Linked DNA regions of Homo sapiens: all the other regions are linked to region 1. A link is a loop called in an ENCODE intact Hi-C map of the cell type or tissue named here. Cell type or tissue: heart right ventricle. All regions are shown on one strand. Links, peaks and the distances in the headings refer to the core of each region. The heading gives the core; the rest is flanking DNA. Region 1 holds the start of ELAC1 (elaC ribonuclease Z 1). Region 2 overlaps SMAD4 (SMAD family member 4). Region 3 overlaps ME2 (malic enzyme 2).

Evidence for each region. Peaks named below come from ENCODE experiments on the same cell type or tissue, not always from the same donor. Only the 100,000 strongest peaks of a DNase experiment are listed, where the experiment ranks them.
Region 2: it touches region 1 in a loop (4-fold over the local background); 24 of 110 quality-filtered maps call a loop at or near these places.
Region 3: a loop joins it to region 1, with 2.2 times the contacts of the local background. A loop is called at or near these places in 50 of 110 quality-filtered maps.

The regions. Positions count from the first base shown.
Region 1 is chr18:50,962,281-50,973,607 of GRCh38, reverse strand. It overlaps ELAC1 (elaC ribonuclease Z 1), which reads right to left and starts at 5,568. Exons shown (of 4, transcript NM_018696.3): 1 at 5,494-5,568. RefSeq lists silencers at 5,241-5,730, 11,302-11,327 and an enhancer at 5,881-5,940. In heart right ventricle, for the core only: a CTCF peak has its summit at 5,481 (motif pointing left); DNase peaks (open chromatin) are centred at 5,127 and 5,597; H3K4me3 peaks cover 2,343 bases; H3K27ac peaks cover 2,852 bases.
Region 2 is chr18:51,049,373-51,054,532 of GRCh38, reverse strand. All of the region lies in intron 4 of SMAD4 (SMAD family member 4), which reads right to left. Among named protein-coding and RNA genes, the nearest start is that of SMAD4, 22 kb to the right of the region's middle. In heart right ventricle, for the core only: CTCF peaks have their summits at 3,010 and 3,209 (motif pointing right); no DNase peak of the experiment used is centred there.
Region 3 is chr18:50,880,715-50,892,041 of GRCh38, reverse strand. All of the region lies in intron 1 of ME2 (malic enzyme 2), which reads right to left. Among named protein-coding and RNA genes, the nearest start is that of ME2, 7.3 kb to the right of the region's middle. In heart right ventricle, for the core only: no CTCF peak of the experiment used is centred there; no DNase peak of the experiment used is centred there.

The DNA.
Region 1 (11,327 bases), core at 2,712-7,711:
AATGATCAGCCCTTTCCCTTTCTCTGAACAATCATAACAGTAATGCTCTATTATGCTCTATAGTCATGCTGATATTTCACAATAATGCTGAACAAATGTCTCACTCCCTACATGACATGGTCCATGACTCACGAGGACTTGGGACTCTGCTATTTTAAGTGATCAGCAACAACCTGTTGAATGTGCAGGTTTATTCCAACTCCTGGCACTATTCCTTTCACTATTTCTAGGTACATCTGACATCACTGATATACTTCTGAGATGGAATATATGTATCAAACAGAATATATTAGAATGAACTGAAATTTATACATAACTGATTATAGATTATCCACATTGATGGCAGGGAAGAAAACAAAGAAGCTTAAGAAAAACTACTGTAAGAGAATTTGACTGACAGCTAGATATAAAATATACAAAAACTTCAGTAACTCTTCTCAGTCTTAGCAATAACAAGATAAAAACAGAAATGGGGGAAAAACCCATTCTAAGAGCAAAAACAAAATTACCAGAAATAAAGTTAGCAGGAAAGGAACAGCACCCAAAAGATTCACACGAATAAAAGATACACATTATGTCCCTGATAGGATGACTTGATATCACAGAGATGTTCATCCTTCCTAAGCTAATGTAGATGTATTTGGTGGAAATTCTATCAGACTTCCAGTGGGATTTATTTTGGAACAGAAACAATCCAAAAATCATATGGAAGGAAAAATAAATGTCTGAGAAGGGATGAGAAAATTCCAAAAAGCAGTGAGTGGTGACCTGCTTTTCTAGGTATTAACATTTACTACAGCAATCTGACATAATTAAAACAGAATAGGCCGGGCACGGTGGCTCATGCCTGTTATCCCAGCACTTTGGGAGGCTGAGGAGGGTGGATCACCTAAGGTCAGGAGTTTGAGAGCAGCCTGGCCAAGATGGTGAAACCCTGTCTCTACTAAAAATACAAAAATTAGTCGTGCATGCTGGCGCACACCTGTAGTCCCAGCTACTTCAGGAGGCTGAGGCAGCAGAATTGCTTGAACCTGGGAGGCGGCAGTCATAGTGAGCCAAGATTGCACAATTGCACTCCAGCCTGGGTGACACAGTAAGACTCTGTCTCAACAAATACATACATACATACATACATACAAACAATAATATTGGCACAAAAATAGAGGTAAAAGGGAAGGGAAAGTTCAGAAATAAACCAGCTACCTATCGGAATCAATACAGTATATAACAAAGGTGTAAAAAGTGTGGTTTCTTTAATGAATGGCACTGACATAATTGGCTATTCTAGCAGAGAAAAAAGCAAAGAAAGATGCTCACTTTGCATTGTATATAAAAATACACTTCACGTAGTTAAGAAATTTAAATGTAAAAAATCCAATAACGTGTTCAAAAAAATTAGGAGAATGTTTATACATTTAACTGTGGAGATGGGAAGCCCTTATTGGCAAGACATAAAATCCAGAAACTTTAAAAACAGACATTTTCACTAAATAAAATCTTTTATATATATTGAGACTCATAAAGTCAAAGGACAAGAAAAAAAACCTGAAAAAAAAAAGTTTGGACCCCCTTATGACAGGGGGTTAATGCTCCTAAAAAAAAAAAGTTTATGCAAATGCATTCAAAATACAAAAATACTTGTGCAACAGAAAAACAGGCAAAGGATATATATATATATATATATATATATATATACACACACACACACACATATATACATATATATACATATATACACATATATATACATAAATATGTATATATATGAATCACAGAAGAAATCCAAATGGCCTATAAGCATGAAAAGGGTTCAAACAACTATCGTGTATCTATTTAAAAAATTTAAGTTAATAAATAAAAGATAAGGGTTCAGTCTCCAGGTAGTTAGTGGAATGCAAAATAAAGAACAAAGAGGCTGGGTATGGTAGCTCATGCCTGCAATCCCAGCATTTTGGGAGGCTGGGGTGGGAGGATCACTTGAGCCCAGGAGTTTGAGACCAGCCTAGGCAACATAGTGAGACACTGTCTCTACAAAAAAATTAAAAAACAAAAATCAGCTGGACATGGAGGCATGTGCTTATAGTCCCAGCTTTTCAGGAGGCCAAGGCAGGAGGATCATTGGAACCTGGAAGGTTAAGGCTGCAGTGAGCTGTGATTTCACTGCTGCACTCCAGCCTGCTTGACAGAACAAGACCCACTCTCACAACAAACAAAAAGAGAGACCATTTACCACACATCAGCTGGCAGGCAAATATCAATAGAGCAATGCTAGTCAGTGCTAACCAGGATGACGGTAAATGGCTACTGTCACAAACTAATGGTGACAAAGTTATGAATTGCGATTAGGCTTTCGGAGAATAATTTGGAATATATATTACCAGTAATAATGATGCTGTTGATAATTATATGCTTTCACCCAGTAATCCCATTTTTGGTAATCTACCCAAATAATAAAGAGCTATGTAAAATGACGTGTATTGTGTTGCTCTCAAGATGGCTAAAATATGAAAGCAATCTAAAAATGTCAATAGGAAAATGGCTGAATATTTTATTGTACATTTGTGCTATTATTTAGTCTATCAACTATTTATTCTGCAGCTAATAGAGTCTTCTGTAACTACTGTTGTGGAGGGATGACAAGGAGAAAAGTTACAGATGGCTATGGTATGATCTCGTTTTTATAACAATACCCCAAACCCCTACATTTATGTAAGACAGAGAAAGTCTGATGTGGGAGAGGATACACACCATCCTGTTAATATGGGTTATCTCAGGGGTAATTAAAGTGATGGGGTGGGGGCTGTGCGGGGGGTTAACTTTTCTTTTAAATTTATTGCATTATGTTTCAATGAGTGGCATTTTATTTTTTTTAAATTTATATTTACTTAATGCTGATGATTTTTTTTTTTTTTTGGAAATGTGTCATATGGCCAAACATGCTTCTCTAACTACACACTACCTAGTCTTCCCTTCCATTTTGGGAAACAGCCCCTCCCCATATTTCCTGCCCCCAACCCTCATACATAAGGTGGTGCATCTCTACCTTAAGCATAGCGTTGAGGTTATTGCTAACATCCCTTTCATGTGTTACTCTACATTATCACCTCCAAGATCAAGTCTTCCTCTGCTAAGAAAGGAGCTTTATTTGCAGAGGCTTCCTTATTGATTTGCAAGATAGGTAAGAATAAACAGAATGCAGAAAGTTAACATTTGTAAAGGCAAATTAACTGCAGAAGGAATAATAGAATATAATCACTTTGTCATCCCTAACAAATAATGGATTTAGATCAGTAGTACATAACCCCGGGGGCATATTAGAATCACCTGGAGAGCTTTTAAAACATATCAGTGAAGGTCAGGTACGGTGGCTCCTGCTTGTAAACTCAGCACTTTGGCAGGCTGAGGTGGCAGGATGGCTTGAGGCCAGGAATTCAAGAGCAGCCTGGGGAACATGGCAAGACTCTGTCTCTATAAAAAAATTAGCCAGGCATGGTGGCATACACCTGTAGTCCCAAACAAAACAAAAAACCCTATCAATAATTGGGCTCCATCCCAGAACATTTAGATAGGAAATTCTGCAAGTGAGACATGTTTTAGTATTAAAAAGTAAATAAATAAAATAAAAAGCCTTCTCCTGTGATCCTAACATGGAGTCCGATTTGAGAATCACTTAGTGAAAGGCTAACAGAGAACTGCAATGTATGGATCAGGTTGACCTAAACTCACTACTCAACTAATCAATCTTTTTAAAAAAAGTTTTATTCTGAAAAACTTCAGACACATACAGAAGTAGAGATTAGCATAATGCAATGCCATACACCCATCATTGAACTTCAACAACTGTTAACTCATAGGCAATCATGTTTCATCTATACACACCACCCCCATTACTCCAAGAATACTTGATAAGACAAACGGTGTGCTGTCTGATGGGAGTACCCCATTAGGCAGCACGCATTGTCTAGCTGTCTCTCTTTCTGACGTTAACAGCCGCTAGTGATCATTGCCAGGATCCATTATTTCATTAGGGGTTGCCAAAAGGTGATATTCTCTCATTTCTTTTGCATGTATTTGCTGGCATTCCCTGGTCAATTGTTACCCTACGGTGCTACTTGTACATAAAAGGTCCACAAAGAGAGGCAAGATGCTATCTAACTCCTGGTATGATACAATGTGAAAAACACAGTAATCCCCCATTAAGTTCTCTTGCCAAAAAATCGAACCTGACCTGAACAAGTCTGCAGGTCTAAATACCTGCTTATTAAAGGATACCAGAGATGGAAAAAGCAAAATCCTGGTTGTAGAAAACGTGAACCGTACAAATGACTTGTTCAAGTAAAATACAGGGAACAAAATAAAGAGCAAGAGAAAAAGATTAAGAGAGATCTAAGAGACATCAACCAAATATAACGTGTGTAGATTGTTTGGATACTGATTTGGACAAACTGGGTAAGAGGAAAGAGACAACTAGGAAAATGTAAATGCTGACTGGATAGTAGAGGGTAAAATGAAGTGCTAAGTACACTGATAATGGCTTTATGTTTTAAAAAGGTGTTATTGTGTTTTATAAACATGAACAAGGTAACAGATGGAATGGTACATTTCAGATTTGCTTCAAAATACTACAGTGGGGGAGAGGGTAACAGATGAAACAGAATTGATCATGAATTGGGAGTTCAGTTACTATTCAATTTTCATATATGACTTGAAGGTTTCCATAATAATTTTAAAACAAATATAATGAAAACCCTCCAAATAGGTCGGGAAGTAATCAGAAATTATTTAATCAATGGTGCATGTTTTGGGACATGCACCATTCTAGGCACTAGGAATTAAATGCGAGCAAACCAGATTAGGTCCCTGTCTTCTTGGAAAAAAAACAAAACAAAAACCCAGCTGCTTGCTTTCTCAAGACTGTGATCCACGTTCGGCGAAGTGCATATTCCAGTCGTGATCACAGTACTGTCATTTCACTCTGGGCCCGTGGATCTCGGTCCTGGCCGCAGATCACAATTCCCCGGTGATGATGGGGCATCAGCATTTGGAGGCTTCCCAAGCGATTCTACTGGTTGCCGGGTTGAGAACCGGCGCTCCTTCGTTTTCAGGCAGGCAGTGTCAACCCTGCAATCACCCTGTGGTGTGCCTAGGGCAGATATCGCTGTCCTCCATCTTAGAGCTGAAAGAACCGAGGCCGGGCGGCAGAGAGTAAGAGGCCAAGGCACAGGCAGGGCCAGAGGCCAGATTTCCGGCCTCCAGAGAGCCCAGGCTCCCCCACGAGACCGTGTTGGCCTCGAAAAAGGCTGGGTGGGCGGCGGCGCCGGGCGGCCGAGGCTCCGGCCCGCCGAGACTCCGGCCCGGGGCGGTGAACGAGGCGCGTCCTCGCTCCCGGGCGCTCCCCAGGCTTAGGTCCCCAGCGCCGGGCCGTGCCTGATCGAGCCGGCGAGTCCCGAGGAAGCGCGCCCGCCCCCCTCTGGTATGCCCTACCGCACTCACCCTCTCCCCGAGGCCCGCGCCAGGAGCCGAGGGAGGCGCAGGCCCGCACCCTGGCCCAGCTGTCCGCGGGGCTACAATGCGCCCGGGCGGAAGTGCGCCGCCGGCCGGGTCCCGCGCGGCCGCTCTAGGATGCGAGGGAGGTCCGCGCTCGGTGGCGCCCGCGCGGGACCTGGCTCTGGGCGCGCTTCCGGGCTCCCCCCGGGCCGCGAGGGCAGTGATTGAGTTTCCCTCTTTCCCAGGTCGCTGTGTGTCAGGTGGTAGCTATCGCCCTGAGGACCAGAGCGGGATAAACCAAAAGGGAAAAAGTTACTCTTCTTTTGTTTTCCGTGTAATATTTTCCACATAAGAGTGTTCTTCCTGATGTTTTGCTCATACATATGTGTCATTTTTGGTCTTTGGTTGGGATGAATCTTTACTGTCTTTCATCCACTAAGATCCTTTGCCTGACCATGCACCTTCATAAAGCCCCGTCCATATTCCATTTTCCTACTCTAGGTTGGAATATTTGCTTAACATCTGAAGCTGATTGTGCCATACTCACTCCAAGCCTTGGTGTTCTCTTAGGTAGCGGACGTGGGATTGAAAAACCCAGGCTGGCTGTATACAGAACGGGCACGTGGCGATTACAGACCACAGGGAAAAACTCCTTCAGTTTGAATAACAACTTTTAAAAAAAGTATTTCAAGCTCCTGTGTACTGCCAGATGCACTGATTTCGTGCTCAGCGTACTTGAGGTGGTCAAAATATCCAGCAGCTGGCCGGGCGCCGTGGCTCACACCTGTAATCCCATCACTTTGGGAGGCCAAGACGAGCGGATTGCCTGAGCTCAGGAGTTCGAGACCAACCTGGCCAACATGGCAAACCTCGTCTCTACTAAAAATACAAAAAAAAAAAAAAATTAGCCGGTCATGGTGGCACACGCCTGTAGTCCCAGCTACTCGGGAGGCTGAGGCATGAGAATCGCTTGAACCCAGGAGGTGCAGGTTGCGGTGAGCCAAGATCGCACCACTGCATTCCAGCCTGGGCGACAGAGCGAGACTCTGTTAAAAAAAAAAAAAAAAAAAAAAAAAAAAATCCAGCAGCTTCAAAATAGGAATCGGAGTGGTGTTTCTTGAAACTACCAGGACAGAGAGACTGCCACTTGTTTAAAAATCATTAACTCATCTACTTCTACTTATTGGGCTCTTTTAACCTTTATTCCAGTATTAATGGAGCTCTGACTTTGTGGATAGTATTATTTTTGGGGCTGAGAGATTTTAAAAATTTGTCATGGTCCCTGGTTTTGGGTTTTTGTTTGTTTGTTTGTTTGTGACAGGGTCTCACTCTATCACCCAGGTTGGAGCGCAGTGGCGCGATCTCAGCTCACTGCAACCTCTTCCTCCTGGACTCAACCAATCCTCCCACCTCGGCCTCCCAAGTATCAGTAGCTGGGACTACAGGACTACAACCTCCCAAGTAGCTGGCACTACAGGCAAGCCACCACACCCAGCTATTTTTTTTTTTTTTTTTTTGTAAAGATGGGGTTTCACTGTGTTGCCCAGGCTGGTGTGAAACTCCTGAGGTCAAGCGATCCACCCGCCTCAGTGTCCCAAAGTGCTGGGATTACAGGCGCGAGCCACCGTGCCCTGCCGGTCCCTGGTTTTAAGGAGCCTACACTCAGTCAGGAAACAATCCACTTAAAAGGATATGGAAAAAGGGAGATCACTAGCTAAGAGATGAGTGAGGAAGAGGTAGGATTTGAGCTGAATCTTGTAGGATGATGACACTTGAATTAATGTGGAAATAAAAAAAATAAAATGGACTTGGTCAAGTGGGGTCTAAATTAACAAAGCATTGAACACTGGAACTTGGACTTATCTCTCCTGACACTTGCCTAGCTAAAAGTTCCTTAAGAAGACACATAGCATTCTACAGCTTGGTCTTGATCACAATCAGCGAGGACAACAGTCCCCAACCTTTTTGGCACCAGGTACCAGTTTCATGGAAGATAACTTTTCCTTGGGAGCAGGGGGTGGGCATAGAGTTTTGGGATGAAACTGTTCCATCTCAGATCATCAGGCATTAGTTAGATTCTCATAAGAAGCATGCAACCCAGATCCCTCCCATGTGCAGTTCACAATAGGGGTCACAGGTCTATGAGAATCTGATGCCCCAGCTGACCTGACAGGAGGCAGAGCTCAGGCAATAATGCTTGCTGGCCTGCCGCTCACCTTCTGCTGTGTGGCCCAGTTCCTAACAGGCCACAGACCTTACTGGTTTGCAGCCCAGGGGTTTAAGACTCCTGAGCTAGGGATCTCCCAGAGCAGTATTCTCCATAGACCTGGCTAGGACTTATTTCTGCCCATCCATCAAAGCTTCCTACTCCCTTCTCAGAGGTTATCACACTTTTAGAGAATAGTGGATAGAACTGTTTGTTCATTTAAAAAATTTTCTATCATGGGAAATTTCAAACATATAAAAGTTGAGAAAATTATGAATGAACCTTTACATACAATCATCACTAAACTTCAACAGTTAGCAACATCTGATCCATCTTGTTACACCTATAATTCCTCTGTATTAGTCCATTTGCATTGCTATAAAAAAATACCTGAGACTGGGTAATTTATAAAGAAAAGAGGTTTATTTTGGCCCCCAGTTTTACAGGCTGTACAGAAAGTGGCTGCCGGCATCTGCTTCTGGTGAGGGCCTCAGGAAGTTTACAATCATGGCAAGGTAAAGAGGGAGCAGGCATGTCACATACTGAGGCAGCGAGGAGGAGGGGCAAGGCTTCTTTTAAGTAACCAGCTCCCCAGTGAACTAATAGAGTGAGAACTCAGTCATCACCAAGGGCATGGCACTAAGACATTCATGAGGGATGCACCCCCATGATCTGACACCTCCCTCTAGGCCCCACCTCCAACACTGGGGATCACATTTCAACATGAGATTTGGAGAGGACAACCATCCACAGTATCACCGTCTCTCTCCAAAGGCAACAACAACAACAAAAACAAAACCCTGGATTATTTTTTAGCAAATTCCAGGCAAAATATCATTTTATTCATAAATACCTCTATGAACATTTAAGGACCCTTTAAAAAAATCTCATCACAATATAATGATGGTCAGCATTGTAGTATGTAAATATATATAAAAGATAAGGACTTTAAGAATAGAACCATAATATCATTATATTATAAAAATAAGAAAATAATTCCTTAATATCATCAAATATGCAGTGACTGTTCAAATTTCCTAATTCTCTTATAACTTTTTAAATTTTTAAATTTTTTTATTTTTATGGGTCCATGGTAAGTATATGTATTTATGAGGTACATGAAATATTTTGATACAGGCATACAATGGGTAATAATCACATCAGGGTAAATGGGATTTTCCCCTGTTCTGTGATGTTTTGTCATTACTTTCTTTTCTTTCTTTCTTTTTTTTTTTTTTTTTTTTTTTTGAGACAAAGTCTCGCTCTTGTCCCCCAATCTGGAGTGCAGTGGCACAATCTCGGCTCACTGTAACCTCTGCCTCCTGGGTTCAAGTGACTTTCCTGCCTCAACCTCCCAAGTAGCTGGGATTACAGGTGCGTACCACCATACCGAGCTAATTTTTTTGTACTCTAAGTAGAGACAAGGTTTCACCGTGTTGGCCAGGCTGGTCTTGAACTCCTGACCTCAGGTGATCCACCCGCCTCGGCCTCCCAAAGTGCTGGGATTACAGGCGTGAGCCACCACGTCTGGCCGTCATTACTTTCAATGTCAAAAACCAGTTACTTTTGCAGCAACCTAATAATTTACATTCCCACCAACAGTGTATAAGGGTTCCTCTTTCTGCACATCCTTGCCAGCATTCATTATTGTCTTTCTTTGGGATAGAAGCAATTTGAACTGGGGTTAGATGATATCTTATTGTAGTTTTAATTTGCATTTCTCTGATGATCAATGATGTTGACCACCTTTTTATAGACCTCTTGACCATCTGTATGTCTTCTTTTGAGAGAAGTCCTATTAAGACTTTTAGCTCATTTTTAATTGATTAGATTTTTTCCTGTAGAGTTGTTGAGTTCCTTATAAATTCTGGTTATTAATCCTCTGTCAGATGGGTAGTTTGCAAATATTTTCTCCCACTCTGTGGGTTCCTCTTCACTTTGTTGGTTGTTTCCTTTGCTGTGCCAGAAACTTTTTAACTTGATGTGATCTCATTTGTCCATTTTTGCTCTGGTCGCCTGTACTTTTTGGGTATTACTCAAGAACTCTTTGTCCAGATCATTGTCCTGGAGAGTGTCCTCAGTGTTTTCTTTTAGTAGTTTCCCTAGTTCTATGTTGGGAGCTGAAAAGGCCAAAGGTATCATGACCAACTCAGCATTCCACTGGAGGCTATATGATCAAACAGCAAACTGTTTATCATGAATGCAGGATGTGGGCAAACTCACACTGTGCCTGCCACCAGAAGGTTTGCTGAGGGTGGTCACTGCCTGGCACCGGGCTCCTTGAGGTTATCTACTGGGACATCTAGAGCCTATTGTTCGAGGAATGCAGTTTTGCAAGCCCACTGTGGACCGAGCACCTGACCTTTTCTGCCACCCCACTTCTCACTATCTCTTTTACCAATAAATACGAAGGGCTGTAGAAAGTCTGGGTCCTTGTCCACTAGAAGCAAGGTGCCCCCGACCCCTTCTTCCAAACATACTTGTTTGTCTTTGTCTTTATTTGTCTTTGTCTTTATTCCCGCATTCACTCTCTTTGTTCAGTCCACCAGGGATCGAGGTCGGTAACAGTTCTAGGTCTTGAATTTAAGAACACAGTTTCAGTGTTATAATATTCTGCATTTGTCTGTGTACTTACTGTTACCAGTGAGTTTCCTACCTTCAGATGATATCTTTTTTTTTTTTATTTTTTGAGACAGGGTTTCACTCCCATTGCCCAGGCTGGAGTGTAATGGTGCTATCTCGGCTCACTGCTCTGCCTCCTGGGCTCAAGCGATTCTCCTGCCTCAGCTTCCCAAGTAGCTGGGACTACAGCTGCACACCACCACACCCAGCTAATTTTTGTATTTTTTGTAGAGACAGGGATTCACCATGTTGCCCAGGCTGGTCTCGAACTCCTGGGCTCAACCTCCCACCTCAGCCTCCCAAAGTGTTAGGATTACAGGTGTGAACCACCATGCCTGGCCCAGATGATATGTTATTGCTTGTTAACATCCTTTTCTTTCAGATTGAAGAATTCCCTTTAGCATTTCTTTTAGGACAGGTGCAGTGTTGACAAAATTCCTCAGCTTTTGTTTTTCTGGAAAAATCTTTATTTCTCCTTCATTTTTGAATATTTTCATTGGATACAATATTCTAGGATAAAAGCATTTTTCCTTCAGCACTTTAAATACATCATGCAATTCTCTCCTGGTCTGTAAGTTTTCCACAGAGAAATCTCCTGCCAGACATATTGGAGTTCTTTTATATGTTATTCTATTCATTTCAAGGAAGGAAGGAAGGAAGGAAAGAAAGAAGGACTCACTAGAGGGGCCCTACAGTTTATTTTAACTAACAGAAGAAATAATTAGCAAATTCGAAGCTGGGTCAACAGAAATTATGCAATCTAAAGAATAAAGAGAAAAAAGAATGAAGAAAGATAAATAAAACCTCAGAAAAATGTGGGTCATGGTTAGGCACACGAATGTTGGTGTATTGAGAATATCAGGAGAGGGAGAAAGAAGCAGAAGAAAAGAAATTATGGCTGAAATTTCTCCAAATTTATTGAAAAACAATAATCTCCACATCCTGAAGCTAACAAACTCCAAATAGGATAAATGCAAAGAGACCTACAGACAGGCACATCATAATAAAAATG
Region 2 (5,160 bases), core at 161-5,160, 83 kb before region 1:
TTTCAACAGCCTCCAGCAACAATCCTAAAAAGGTACTCCTCAGTTTCTTGATAAACCTAGAAGAATAATCACCTAAATACATAAGGCAGGCAAAAACCGAATGGCTGGAAAATGTGTCCAGCTGAGAAAAACAATTATTCGGTCTAAATAGAGACTGAGTATTTAACTATATCTTTTTGTTAATTTCACACTGTGGAGATATGAGTGGGATCTGATAGATATCCAATCCCAGGATCTAGAATTATTGTTAAGCAACATATTCTTTAAAAATGAAGTGTACTGAATGTAATGTCCCCTATAGGTTTAGAACCAAACGGAAAAATTATAAATGAAAAGTCAAACTGAAATTTCCCTCTAGAAACCCAACCCAAATAAGAGTATTTGATTAATATATGGTGTGAGAAAACTCAGTAATCAACATCTTTCACCTATGTGATTACACCTTCATAAGCAAAGCTAGATTCCAGCTGATACAGCATAACATCTTTCCATTAACCAACCAGGAAATAGTTAGCTCTGCTGTATGACAAAAAGAAAACTGAAACTGAACTGCATTAACAATGTTAATTCTCTGCCCAGAACCTTCCCATTTGTTTTTAGGTTATTGTTTTAAGGTTTGCTTTTTACCTTTAGCAACCAATCCTTTATTGCTTCTAAACTAACACTACTCCAGAACTTAACAATCCACTGAACTAACAGTAGGTTCTCTTCTTAAAGCAGTCAATTAGTAGACCACAAAAAGACATTCCCTTTTTCATTAAGAACCAGCATATCATTTCCCTTATCTTTCCCTATGTCAACCTTTGAAAAAAAATCTACTACATGTAAATATCAGTTAAGTTACATGGGTACTTTTTATTAAATTGAGACTAGTTTAAGGCAGTAATAATCATCCATTGTGCAAGTTTCTATGTACAACCTCTTAAAAACCTCTTAAGAAGTATGTTCATGCATCAAAAGTCATGAAGATGATATTCTGAAGACCTATAAATCCCATTCCAAAGTTCCTCTTTAGAAATTTTATGGAAACAAAAAGATAATCAAAAGGATGCGTAACAAATTATGTATCAATAAAAAAAACTGAACACAACCACTCATCAACATTGGCCAAGTTATAAAAATAATAAAAAGAAAAAAATTGTTTGGGGCACAAAATTGGTATGTCTACACTTATTCAGCCTTATATTACACCCTTCAACAAAGTTCAATGATTTTCTTCATATAAATCCTGACATCTCTAATTAATTCCTGGACATCTTAGGTTTTTTTTGTTGTTATAATGACTGGGATCTTTTTACCAACTTACTGGTTTTGCTAGCTGATTTGAGGATACAACTGGTCAACTTGGTACTCACTGCTTTTGCTTTTCAGATGACTCTTCAGTTTAATCAGCAATCATAACATCTTTATGTACCAACTGTATTCTGCTTTTAAACAGTTATGACCCATAAATCTTTCTTGCCCTAAATATGCTGGCTAAACTTCCCAAATGTAAGTTTGAAACTTCTACTGGTCTACAGATCTCTTTAACCCCAGATAATCCATAATAAATGTTTCTCAGGTAAAACTAAAGGTATCAACAAGGATAGAAGTCTGCAATATATTTTTGCCAAGAGAATCAAAGCAAGTTACAAAGCACTATTGTACACTATGATCATATGCATGTTTAAAAAATCATATACTGTAAGTAAAAAACCAAGGTCCAGAACAGTATGCATAGTATACGTTTTGTGTAAGAAAGGAGGTATGTATTTTTTGCATATAGAAACCCTGGAAGGAAACACCAGAAACTAAAAAAAGTGATTACCTGAGGTAGGGGGGAATGGGGGCAGGGGTGGGAGCACTTCTTTTCACTGTATACCTTTTTATAGTATTTTGATTTATGGACCATGTATTGCCTATTCAAAAAAATAAAATTAAAAAAACATATAGTATATATTTTTTAAAGTCCAGAAAAACAGATACCAAACTGTTAAATATTTCTCTTTATGGGCTAGCATTCAACAAATTCATTCACTGAAAAAATATTTCTTGAGCACTTCTGTTCCAGGTACTGTTCTAGTACTTGGGATATATCCATAAACAAAACAAATATCCCTGCTGTCATGGAGTTTGCAGTCTTTTGTAATATTTTTCCATTGTTTAAATATCTAATAGCAAGCACACATTACTCCGGCTCCTCCTAGTTGCCTATTCTTGGGCAAGTTCCTTCACCTCTCCAGGTAGCAGTCCCTTCATCTGTTAAAGTATAAATAATCCCACCTCCCATGTAGAAGTATCATGAGAATGATGACACAATACTCAGAAATCATTTAGCTCAGTCTGACCTGACACACGAGTACCCAGTGTTAGCTATTATTATTTAACCATATTTTTAGAGTAGTTATACATATATATAGTGATTATAAAATGTTCTAAGAGGGCTGGGTGCAGTGGCTCATGCCTGTAATCCCAGCACTTTGGGAGGCTGAGACGGGTGGATCGCCTGAGGTCAGGAGTTCGAGACCAGCCGGCCAACATGGTGAAACCCCATCTCTACTAAAAATACAAACAAAAAAAAATGCTGGGCATGGTGGCGGGCACCTGTAATCCCAGCTACTCAGGAGGCTGAGGCAGGAGAATCGCTTGAACTCGGGAGGCGGAGGTTGCAGTGAGCCGAAATCGCACCATTGTACTCCAGCCTGGGCAACAAGAGCGAAACTCCGTCTCAAAAAAGAAAAAAAAAATGTTCTAAGAGGGTCAAAGAATATATTCTCTATAGGTGACAAAAAAGCTGAAACCACTGGGCCCACCTTAGGTCTGTGTTCTTTATCATCACCAGCAACCAGGACACAGCACCTATCTCATGGTATTATCACTCTCTTATTTACTTTTTCTCTCCTCCACTAGAGTATAAGCTCACTTGAGTAGACAAAACATACCTTATTATCTAAGCATCCCTGGAACCTAACACAGTACCAGGCAATACATGCTTATTAAATACTTGTTAAAATGAATACACAGGTCAACGTGGTCATAGAAAGTTTCATGAAAGGTAAAAGATAGGCTGGAAATGATTACCACAAGACTTTAACTCAAAAATGAAGGAACTGTCCCATTTTCTTAACTTTTAGTTACCTGCTCTTGTATCATTCCTTTGTCCAAATCTAGAAGGAGCTGTGAGAAATACCAGTTGTTTTCTGAGGAAATAAGACACTGAAGACAGCCTTTACAAAACCACCACTAGGGGGATCTACAAGGCTGAATACAGCCCTACAGTCACTATAGAAAGGCTATCAACCCGTACAATCCCATCAATAACAGTGCATCAATAATTTTAGAATAGGGGAGGTGTGTGATGAGCACTCAGAATTTGAACCCCCTCACAAACAGCCCCATAGAGAGATTCAGACACACTTATCATTGCAGTCTCCCAACCTTTAATACCCACTGAGACAAACGTTTTCTCCAAAAACATGGATGGAAAATGGTGAAGATATGAAACGTGTTTACTTTCAAAAAAAAAAAGAAGTGATACAATATCAATGTCTGCGTAGCAAAGAAGCAGAGTTTTCACCAATCTTAAAGCAACCCTTCCCAGACCACCACAACAGCTCCTAATAATAAACCCACACTTGTCAGAAACCTACTAATCACTAACAAGCACCACAAGGCAGTGAGTCTTCCTCCATTACCAGTGATATGGGAGAAAGGTGGAAAAAAAAAAACAAGTAGAATTGCATACTCTTCCTAAATTTTGGTTAAGGTCACCTAGTATTTCTGACCCACCTCTAAAATTCTACAAACAAAAAAGGTGCTAAACTACTACTAACTGCCCTCCAGAACAAGAGCACACCTTTCTAAGATGACAGTGGTTCCTTTTTTTTTTTTTTTTGAGACAGAGTCTCGCTTTGTCAACCAGGCTGGAGTGCAGTGCCACTATCTCGGCTCACTGCAACCTCTGCCTCCCGGGTTCACACCATTCTCCTGCCTCAGCTTCCCAAGTAGCTGGGACTACAGGCACCCACCACCACGTCCGGCTAATTTTGTATGTTTTTAGTAGAGACGGGGTTTCACTGTGTTAGCCAGGATGGTCTCGATCTCCTGACCTCGTGATCCGCCCTCCTCGGCCTCCCAAAGTGCTGCGATTACAGGAGTGAGCCACCGTGCCCAGCCTCCCCCCACTTTTTTTTTTTTTGAGACAGTTTCGCTCGTTGCCCAGGCTGGAGTGCAATGGCGTGATCTCAGCTCACTGCAACCTCCACCTCCCGGGTTCAAGCGATTCTCCTGCCTCAGCCTCCTGAGTAGCTGGGATTACAGGCACCCGCCACCATGCCTGGCTAATTTTTTATATTTTTAGTAAAGACAGGGTTTCACCATGTTGGCCAGGCTGGTGTCAAACTCCTGACCTCAGGTGATCCACCCGCTTAAGCCTCCCAAAGTACTGGGATTACAGGTGTGAACCACCGTGCCTGGCTGACAGTGGTTCTTTATAAGAGTTTCTCTGCAAATTAATTAGTTCTTACAGAAATTTTAGTTTATTAAGTTCTAAGTAACAGAGCTAAAGATTTAATAAAACTCCATTCTCAAATATTACAATAAAAAACAAAAACACCCCCATTCACATTTCATTTTCTCACCTTAAAACACTTTTTCTTTTTAAAAATACAATTAGGTAAGCTGTGATGGGCATATGCTTTAAAGTAGCCTTGATTTATTTACTCAAAATGTAACAAGACTGAAAAAATACAAAAGAGTGCAATTTTAAACCATTCTCAACATTATCATTCATAAAAATGTTAGGCTGAAATGAAGGAAAATTAGAATACTGGTATTTTTAAAGGATATGTTATATGTGATTCCAAATTACCAAATATTCTGGGTATTTAACATCCATTTAAACTGGCTCTGTGAGATTTTCTTCAAAAATAGGTCTTAACTCAAAAAATATTCTTTATATTTGTTTTTGGTGCATTCCTCTATCATATTTTTTTACAGTACTTTAGTTCATAAATTGCAGTTCAAATACAAAGAGCAATAGCCAATTTAAATCCAGTTTTAAATCCAGTTTTAAATGCCCCTAACCTCAAAATCTACATTTCCAAAGCAGTAAGTTATTTTCTTGTTAATGTTACTGCCTGCCGCTCACACAAACTAATTCTAGGTCAACAAAAAAACAGA
Region 3 (11,327 bases), core at 4,543-9,542, 83 kb after region 1:
CGAGACCAGCATGGTCAATATGGTGAAACTCCATCTCTACCAAAAAAAAAAAACCCACACACACAAAAATAAAATTAGCTGGGTGTGGTGGTGTACACCTGTGGTACTAGCTAAGTTGGGAAGACTGGATGAGTCTGCGAGGCAGAGCTGCAGTGAGCCGAGACTGTGCCATTGCACTCCAGCCTGGATGACAGAGTGAGACCCCATCTCAAAAAAAAAAAAAAAAATTATAAGTCCAATTCCAGGTGGGCGTCCTGGTGTCATGGAGTAATGGGTCTGTGACCAATGCCCCCCACAAATTTGTGTGATACTAGAGACACCATACATACACACCATCCTTCACTGTCTATGGCAACAAGAGTCTTCTGCTATCTTAGCCTCTTTGTGGGAGTGAATTCTTTTGGGGATCATGCGGAACCAATTCTGTGCCATTTAAAAAATTCCACTCATGTCTATGGTATTCTAAACCTGCAAAGCTACCTCTGGGACTTTCCATGAAAAAGGCTTATTGGCTTAGGTGCTTATGGAATAAATTAATTGGCTGTATTTATGAGAAAATTTTGCAGAGACCTCTCATCTTTTCAGAGACCTATGAAAAGACACAAAAGGAACAGAGCAAGCAGAATTCAGATTTAAAACAAAGTAAAACTCCTTTGTATGCTCAAACTGCCTGCTTTGGATCCCCTGTGGGATTTATAAAGAAGGCCACTCCACCTTGTAGTCTGGTAGTTCAGATTAACCTTCCTCGGTGTCTCCTCTGACATATTCAAACTCCCTCTTGAAAAAGCTTAAATTCTCTCTATTTGAAATAAGCTAGTTTAAAAATTGTTGGTAAAATAGGAATGTCTCAAAATTGTCAATATTAAATATAATTCAGACATTTTTGCCTTGGGTCTACTGGTTAGATTTACACAGTTTCTTCTACGTATTTTAAGGTCATCAAACTATTGCTCCTGAGATATTTTTAATATTTGTTTGATTTGTCTGAGCTTATGTTTTTGGTTTTGAGCCTTTAAATTCTGCAGTCTACACAGGTGACCATGGTGAGGCCCAGGTACATACGTTTATCTTCAGTACCTGGGCCACCAGCTGCAGGGCAGAGCCAGGCTCAATATGGCCCTGCCCTCCTGGTCCAGCAGTGCCTCCTGGCCATGCTAGAAGGGGTTGGGTCCTCCAGACGTAGTCGTAATAGCTCTGTCCAGAACTCTGTACCTGGTACATAGCAATTAAAATTGCTTCCTACTAGGTTTTATACTGGAAATTAGTAAGAGTCAAAATTGTAATATATGTAATTAAAACAACTAGATATAAAGAAAAACAATGCTTTTACAAGAAAGGCAGGATGCTTTTTGGTGAGGAAGGTTATAAGAAAGACAAAAGATGTGTTTTTTGTTGAAAAAAGGAATTCTGTCTAGTTTAGAGGTTATTTAAAGGTTTCATAATGAAGGAAAAAATGATATAGATAAAACTAAATGGATAAAACAAGTTGGGGAAGAAAAAAACCTGAAATAATTTTGTAAGTAGTTGTAAAAAATTTACGGAAATCTTATGTTGTGTGGTCAAAGCTGACTGAGATTGAATTTGTTTATAAGGTTTTATTAAAATTCACTTTAATAATAATACATTGAGGCCCTGCACAGTGGTGCATGCCTGGAATCCCACCACTTTGGGAGGCTGAGATGGGTGGATCACTTGAGCTCAGGAGTTCGAGACTAGCCTGGGCAACATAGTAAGACCTTGTCTCTACAAAAAGTACAAAAAAAGAAAATAATAATAATATATTGAATTTGGTTTTCTCTTCTGAAGATTTTTGTGTAGTATTAATAAAAAATAACAAAATATTATAGTTTGCCTTTTGAGTAAGCTGCAAAATAGAAGAAACATTCTGTTTGCATCATGCTGTCTTTATTAGGCCTTTTGATTTTTTTTTGGAAAATGGGGTTGCTTTTCTATCAAAGAGTGAGGATTCTTGATTTTTGAAATCTCTTGATTTTTGAAATCACTTCAGCTAAATGAATATTATTTCATTTCATCACAGTGACCTTTGATACTATTTTTGATCAAGTGTTTTAAACCTTTGACATAATTAACAGGCTTCCCCAAATCAAATTTCAAATTCTAAATTACATCTTTTTGACCTTAAACTAACTCTTGGACATTCCAAAAGGGCCTGTGGAAGTCCAAGCGAAACATATTAGGCTTATTGGGCATGTTAAATTATATGGGAAGCATTGCCAAATAAGAATAATGTTTAACCATTTCCTAGAATCCCATTAACATGAACAGGTTAATATGTGTTCCAAAACTGCATGAGATTCCTAGAAATCTGATACGTCTTAGGAAATGTTGTCAGTCATAATTCTAATGTTAAATTGTTATATGTCACAGAAATAACTAAATTTCCTTGTCAAATGTATCATTATTAGGAACGCTTAACAAGTCTTTAACCATGGCCCATTTTTAAGTCTTCTTATCCACAATAAATTGCTTTATTCTAATATGTCTTCAAAAAATCCCCCTTTATTATAAAGGATACAGATGAAGAGCCAGATAAAGAGATGTAGAGGGCAAGGCATTGGGGGCAAGGGGATGCAGGGTTTCCATGCCCTCTCTGGACAGGCCACTCTGCCAGCACCATGTGTTCAGCAACCCAGAAGCTCAGCAAATCTTGTCGTTCAAAAGTTTTATAGAGCTTAATGTCCAGCACCCCCTTCCCCAAAGCTCATGGATAGGGCTGAAAGTTCTAACCCTCTAATCACTTGGTCTTTCTAGTGATCAGCCATACCCTGAGGCTGCCTAGGGGCTCTACCCTAAGTCACCTCAGGTGACTAGCATACACTCAGGTGTGATCAAAAGGGGATCATTATGACAAAAAACACTCCTATCATGGGGGGGAGGGAATTAATGGATAAAAATATACAACTTGACAGAAGGAATAAGACCTAGTGTTAGATCAGTAAGGTGAATATAGTTTATAACAATCTACTGTACATTTAAAAATAGCTAAAAGAGAAGAACTGGAATGTTTCTAGTATAAATACAAATATTGAAAGTGATGGATATCCAGAATACACTGGCTTGATCTTTACAAATTATATGAATATATTAAATTATCACACGTACCCTGAAACTATGTACATCTATTATGCATCAGTTTAAAAAAAATTTTTTTTAAAGACACTCTTATCATTCAGGAAATCCAAGGGTTTGAGGAGCTCTGTGACAGAATCAGGAAGATCAATATATTTAGTATAATACCACACTATTTAATACATTGTTATGACCCTGATACCCTTTATAGAGCTTCCTTCCTAAAGCATTAGAGTATGTATCATATTACCAAGTACATAAACCTAAATAGTGCTTTATTCTAATTAGATGTACACACTTAGATTTTCCTTGAATCACAATTATAGTTATCACGAGTCTTAGACATCACCTAGTTTAAATATCTTAATTTAAATGAAAAAAAAATAAAGCCCAGAAACAGAAATGGACATGTCCAATATCACTCAGCTTACCAGTCGTAGTCCAGGGTTTTTATTTTGTTTTCCCTTCCTGTTCCAAAATTTTCAGCCTCTAAGCCTTTGGTTCTGTTGTTTTTGTTTCATAAATGTATTCCCTCCCATTCCTTTCTAAATCCCATTTTTCAAGACAAAATTTCATTTCGTATATTTTCATTTTTTTTTTTTTTTTTGAGACAGGGTCTTGCTCTGTTGCCTAGGCTAGAGTGCAGTGGCATGATCACAGCTCACTGCAGCCTCGACCTCGGGGGCTCAAGCAATCCTCCCACCTCAGCCTCTCAAGTAGCTGGGATGACAGGCATGTGCCATCATGCCCAGCTAATTTTTGTAGTTTTTTTTGTAGAGAAAGAGTTTCACCATTTTGCACAGGGTGGTCTCCAACTTCTGGGCTCAAGTGATCTGCCAGCCTCAACCTCCCAAAGTGTTATGATTACAGGCGTGAGCCACTGAGCCTGGCCTCATTTCTTAATTAAGCAATTTATCCACCACCTAACTTCTTATATAGCTCTTTAGTTATCTATTTCTGATATTCCATCTTTTCACTTCAATTATTTTATGTCTATATTTCTATTTGGTTCTGTTTTATGGTCACCAGTTCATGCTTCATAACTTTAAATTCTGGCTTCATTAAATATTTATTTTAAAGATCTTTTCTAATGTCTTTAGTGCCTGGATATAAATTTTCAGTCTCTTTCATGGCATAATTTTTGTCTATAAGCTCACTTTGCAATCTTTGATGGTGGTCCCATACACGTTGTGTGTTGTGGAAACCAACCCTTGGAGGCAGTTTTAAGTTTGCCTCTATATGAGATCCTGAGAGTTTACAAGCTAAAACTAGTTTCTACATTAGTTTCTGTGTTAGATGGTTACATACCTCAGGTAGAATTCCAAAGCCAAATTCAAACAAGTTGAGGTTTAGGATTCTACTTATGGTGTGGGATGGATGGTTTAATTCTCGTCTCAACCTCAGTGAGGATACAGTCTTCATTTATGGAGAGAAAAGTGTTTCCCCATTCTCAGCTTCCCAAAATATGTCTAGTTTTGATTCTGAAGGTTGAACAGGCCTTGGGAACTCAGTTTCCGTCTCCTGGCAAGCAATAAACACTTCAGATCCTAAGTAGTATTCATGTACTGTGTTTGTTCCCTGTCTACCCATGGAACATTTGTCTTCAATCAAGCTCACTGCTATAGGTTCTTTCTTCACTCCTGCATGTGGAGATTTCTCTCTTGCTTTCAAACTTGGCTCTGTGTTGTTTCAATTTTACTTACCATCTCTGTGTTTTTAGAGCAAGAAAGGGAGATTTCAACATGTGACTAATCGATCACTTTAAACTGGAAGTTGATTCAGTTTAAACATATATTATACTTATTTACTCATCTATTGAGCACCTACGTCAGGGCCGGAATGAGGCCTAGGGTTAGTATTGCTCTCATATTCTTACTTAACACTACAGGAATCCATGTCTTTTTAGCTGCTGTGAAACTTACACCATCAGATTTGGTTTTCTTTTTTCTTTTTGCGACAGAGTCTTGCCGTCACACAGGCTGGAGTGCAGTGGCACGATCTCAGCTCACTGCAGCCTCCGTCTCCTGGATTCAGTGATTCTCCTGCCTCAGCCTCCTGAGTAGCTGGGACTATAGGCATGCACCACCATGCCCGGCTAATTTTTTGTATTTTTGGTAGAGACGGGGTCTCTCTATGTTGCCCAGGCTGGTCTCAAACTCCTGGCCTCAATTGATCTGTCAGTCTTGGCCTCCCAAAGTGCTGAGATTACAGGTGTGAGCCACTGCATCCAGCCAGATTTGGTTTTCTCTAGGTAAACATCAAAAGCATTAAACAGAATCTATTAAATCACCACCATGCAGTATTCTCTTAATGTTCTATTACCAGTAAGTTATAAAGTCCTAAATAAAGCTCTCCTTTGTGCTTTTTAAAAGAAATATGAACATGAACAAAACCAAGAAAAAGAACTTGGCCAGGTGCAGTGGCTCACGCCTGTAATCCCAACACTTTGGGAGGCTGAGGTGAGCGGATCACTTGAGGTCAGGAGTTCAAGACCAGCCTAGCCAACATGGTGAAACCCCATCTCTCCTAAAAATACAAAAATTAGCTGGGCAGGGTGGTACGTGCTTGTAATCCCAGCTACTCAGGAGGCTGAGGCATGAGAATCTCTTGAACCTGGGAGGTGAAGGTTACAGTGAGCCGAGATCATGCCACTGCACTCCAGCCTGGGCAACGGAGTGAGACTCCATCTCAAAAAAAAAAAAAAATCTAACTTACCCTTTCTCAATTTTAAATTAAAAAATAGACACATACCTGTATAGGCTTCCCAAGTTTTCCTTTTTTTTTAAATTTTAAATTTGTGTGGGTATATAGTATAAATATATACACACACACACATATATATAGAACCAGCATTGTGTACTTATGAATTGTCTTCACTATCTGAATCTAATAATGGATATCTATTAAATGTGTACAATCTAAAAGAAGAAACAGTGGTAGAGCCTGCTTTGAGCAAACTCCATTGATTTTATTTTTAAGAGAGAGAATTTGCTATATAAGAGAATTCTTCACTGGACTTCTTTAAATAGCAAGATTTTTCAGGCTATTTTTAAATTTTAAGTTACTCAAATTTGACTTTTATACATCTTTTCAGGATTATCTTGCATAAAAGCTCCATGTCACTTTATTTCCATTTATTATTATACTGCAGAAAGTACCAGCAGTTGGCTCTAAAAGTACAAATTATATATACATGTTTCTACACTTTTAAAAATTATTAATCAGTATCATATGAATAATAATGTTAATTATAGCAGCACAGTGTTAAAAATATATATATATACCAAGTAGCTTTCTCCCCAGAATCCCCAACATGGTGACAAAAGTATTATTAACAAAATTGGGATGGTTGATACTCTGCTAAGTGATGAAAAAAAACCATTTAAATTTTATAAATTGTCATTTAAAAAAAGTTTTATATATTTTTTTTTTTAGAGACAGTATCTCACTCTGTCACTCAGGCTGGAATACAGTTGTATAATCACAGCTAACTGCAGTCTTGAACTCCTGGGCTCAAGTGATTCACCTGCTTTAGCCTCCCAAGTAGTTGAGACTACAGGTACAAGCCACTGTGCCCGGCTAATTTTAATATTTTGTACAGCTGGCGTTTGCTATGTTGCCCAGGCTGGTCTTGAACTCTTGGCCTCAAGCAATCGTCCGATCTCAGCCTGTGAGTTGCTGGGATTAGAGGCATGAGCCATCACACCCAGCTAAAAAGAAGTTCTAAAAGAATTCATCATATGTTTATGTGGCTCTTCCAGGAGAGATAGCATTATTTACTACAGTTAAAACTTTGGGCCTGGCGTGGTGGCTCATGCCTGAAATCCCAGCACTTTGGGAGGCTGAGGCAGGCAGATCACCTGAGACCAGGAGTTCGGGATCAGACTGGCCAACATGGCAAAACCCTGTCTCTACTAAAAACACAAAAAATTAGCTGGGTGTGGTGACCGGCGCCTGCAATCCCAGCTACTCGGGAGACTGAGGTGGGAGAATTGCTTGAACCCGAGAGGCGGCGGCTGCAGTGAGCCGAGATTGCACCACTGCACTGCAGCCTGGGCAACAAGAGCGAAACTCCGTTTCAGACACACACACACACACACACACACACAAACACACACAAACTTTGGTGATTAGTACTGCAAGGTAGGCAAATCTAAAATGGTATGGAATACATTTTATTTTGAATCAAAGGCAATCCCCAAAAAATACATTTTGGAATCAGTAGTTAAGATCAGGTTGCTGATATACGAAATCTTCTATTTTCAACTCCTAGTTAAAATCTTGCTCCTATCAAATAATGAATTTGGGCCTGGCGCAGTGGCTCACGCCTGTAATCCCAGCCCTTTGGGAGGCCGAGGCAGGTGGAACATGACGTCAAGATTTCAAAGCTATCCTGATCAACATGGTGAAACCCAGTCTCTACTAAAAGTACAAAAATTAGCCGGGCATGGTGGTGCGTGCCTGTAGTCCCAGCTACTCGGGAGGCTGAAGCAGGAGAATTGCTTGAACTCAGGAGGCAGAGGTTGCAGTGAGCTGAGATCACGCCACTGCACTCTAGCCTTATGACAGATTGAGGCTCTGTCTCAAAATAAACAAATAAATAAAATAATGAATTTGGCTTGTATATAAAGATAACACCACCTCTCAAATCTACCTCATAGAAAACTGTGATGATTAAATGAGAGAATATATGCAAAAGAGTATTATAATTAAAGATAAAACATATATTATTCAAACTATTAGATAATTTTATTAGCAAGTGATAGAGTAAAATAAAATATAAAAGTAATTTTAATAGTGTCTTTAGTAGGCATAATTAAAAAAAAACTTAAGGAAAAAAACAATCTTTGCCGAAATTGGAACTTAGAACACTTACAGACAGAAACAGACAGGTGGGCTTAATATCTGCTGGAGACAAGACAGAACGAGGAAAACACACACCTAACTCCTTATGTTACACAAAGATGACAGAAGGAGAACTATAGGAGTGAGTGAAGTAAAAACAGGAAATAAAAGAAGGTGGGGATTCGAATTTTGAATGACTAAGTAAAATCAAGCTATTTACTGGAGAGTTTCTTTTTTTGTTTTTTAGACAGAGTCTTGCTCTGTCACCCAGGCTGGAGTGTAATGGCACAATCTTGGCTCACTGCAACCTCCACCTCCTAGGTCAAGCAATTCTCCTGCCTCAGCCTCCCGAGTAGCTAGCACTACAGGTGCCCACCACCATGCCCGTTTACTTTTTTGTATTTTTAGTAGAGATGGGGTTTCACCATATTGGCCAGGCTGGTCTCAAACTCCTGATCTCAGGTGATCCGCCCGCCTCGGCCTCCCAAAGTGCTGGGATTACAGGTGTGAGCCACCACACCCAGCAGGAGAGTTTCTTGAATACTGGAATATGCCCGTGGTTTCTTGCCCTGGTATGGTCACTGCCTTGCCCCTTCCATGAGTAAGCACAGACAAAAGAACTACCTCAAACAGGGAAGCAGTGGAACTCACCCTCTGGGTGGTATTTACAAACTGGACTGGGACTAAAGCTGTTAAGACATTGGCTGCTGGAGACTATTCTCCCTGGCCCCCTACCTGGAGGGAGAAGGAAATAGTCAACACCTGAGAAAGACTGTTCACAGGAGACCAAAACCCTAGACACTGTTCACTAGAAAGAGCTCATGACAGGGCAACAAGCACAGGCTTTGCTGTCAGACAGACTGGAGAGTGAATCTGGACTGGACTCAGCTAATTACCAGTTCAGAATCAGTTGTGTCACCCAGGCATTCCTGAATGATCTCTGAATTGGTGTTAGTTTAGGACATGTTTTTGACTGGTCTATGACCAAAGGAGGAAAAACTAACACAATGTAATATAGTTTTTCATAATATTAAATTTATTCTGTTTTTATGTTGTAACTATGACCTTCCTACCTTTGTGGTGGTAAAAATGTCCCTTTTTTAAGGAAAGGATCAGGACAGTAGATTGCAGTAGTTTTTTTGTTTGTTTTTTTGAGATAGAGTCTCAAAAATCACTGTCGCCCAGGCTGGAGTACAGTGGTGTGATCTCAGCTCACTGCAACCTCTGACTTCCAGGTTCAAGCGATTCTCCTGCCTCAGCCTACTGAGTAGCTGGGATTATAGGTGTGTGCTACCATGCCCAGCAAATTTTTGTATTTTTAGTAGAGACGGGGTTTCACCATGTTGGGCAGGCTGGTCTCGAACTCCTGACCTCAAGTGATCCATCCACCTCTGGCTCCCAAAGTGCTGGGATTACAGACATGAACCAATGTGCCTGACCAGATTGCAGTAGTGTTTAAGAAGATTCTCAACCTTGACAGAAATAAAAGTTGGAGATCTTACGTCTGGTCCCAATTGTCCCCCACACATAACAGTTTTTTACTTGTTGGCAAAGTCCAAAAGTCTGGAAGCCATTGACTTAGATGTTTCATTTTTCTCATCAATAAAGTGGGGGAGGGGAAACTTGCAGAATTCTGTGTAGTAATGTTGATATATACATATTATTAATAGTGTCAAGCCTTTAGAGCTTTACAATAGCATCACTATAAAGAGCTTGACTACTTGATTTCAAAGTTTGCTTTAAAAAACCCATACGAAATAGTCTAGCAGAGTGGTCAAAGGGCAAGTTCTGGAGTCAAACTGCCTGGATTTAAATCCCGTGGCGAACACCTGTAATCCCCAGCACTTTGGGAGGCCAAGGTGGGTGGGTTGCTTGAGCTCAAGAGTTCCAGGTCAGCCCGGGCAACATGACAAAACCCCATCTCTACAAAAAATTTAAAAACTAGCTGGGGGTAGTGGCACACACCTGCAGTCCTGGCTACTTCAGAGGCTGAGGCAGGAGGATGGCTTGAGCATGGGAGGTTGAGGTTGCAGTGAACCATAACAGCACCACTGCACTCTAGCCTAGGTAAAAGTGAGACCCTCTCTCAAAAACAAAAACAAAACAAAATAAATCCTGGCTTTGCCATTTGCTAGCTCTGTGATGCTGAGTAAATCACAACCTCCCCAATTTGCATTTTCTCATCAGTAAAATGGGAACGTTAAACTACAAGACCTATTTAATAGGCTATTTTAAGATTTAAATTAGATAATTCATTAAGATGCTTATCACAATGCCCTCTAGGTGCTCTAGAAAGGCTAGTTATCATAAGCATTACTATTAGTAGTTGTAGACTAAGGTGGTCACAAGGTGCCTTCTAAATGCCTGCTTGTTTCTGCATCAACATCTTTTAATGATCAAATTAATATAAGAGGCTATAAGGATAATCATGATTAACATTTATTCAAAATATTTCAAATCAAATCTCAAAGTCAAGAATGAGAATCTGGATGGTATACAAATACAGGCAACATCAAATGTCATCCTAAACAAGTATATACAGAATATATTTTTTATCACTTTTGAAATTTGTACATATTGATCAAAGGAGGTACAATATGCCACCATAAAATCAAAATCGTAACTTTCAAATAAAATAGTTAATTTCTAATAAAAGTTATCTTTTTATAAAGTCAATGTAATTTTTATTTAGTGTGAATTTTGTCCTGTAATATTAATCCTTAGTAAATATAGGTTTTAATGTTATTTGTGTTTTAAAATACGGCTAGTTCACCGGGCATGGTGGCTCACTCCTGTAATCCCAGCACTTTGGGAGGCCGAAGGAGGTGGAGCACTTGAGGTCAGCAGTTCGAGACCAGCCTGAAAAACATGGTGAAACCCTGTCTCTACTCAAAATACACACACACACAAATTAGCCGGGCATGGTGGTGCATGCCTGTAGTCCCAGCTACTCAGAAGGCTGAGGCAGAAGAAGCGCTTGAACGCGGAAGGCAGAAGTTGCAGTGAGTGGAGATCGCAACACTGCACTCCAGCCTGGGCAACAAGAGCAAAACTCCGTCTTAAAGAGAATAAAATATGTCTAGTTTGTCTGAAATTCACCAAAATCAATTAGAGTTTTTAACTTAATATACAGATTATACATACATAGCTGTAAGTTTTTAATTTTACAAAAGAAGTTCCCAAATGGTAAATGGGTTTTTTCCTTTATGAATATTTTGTTTTCATAAATATATTAAAAGACAAAAACATATAAACACCCTCTAAGGGTGTCACCCATAAGCAGTTCTCAGAAATAGCTACTAAGCATAAATATATTATTCTCAAGAGAATATTTCTACAGAAGCATAGCCCAACATTTCCTATTAATGCATGATAAAAGTCATATTAGGAGC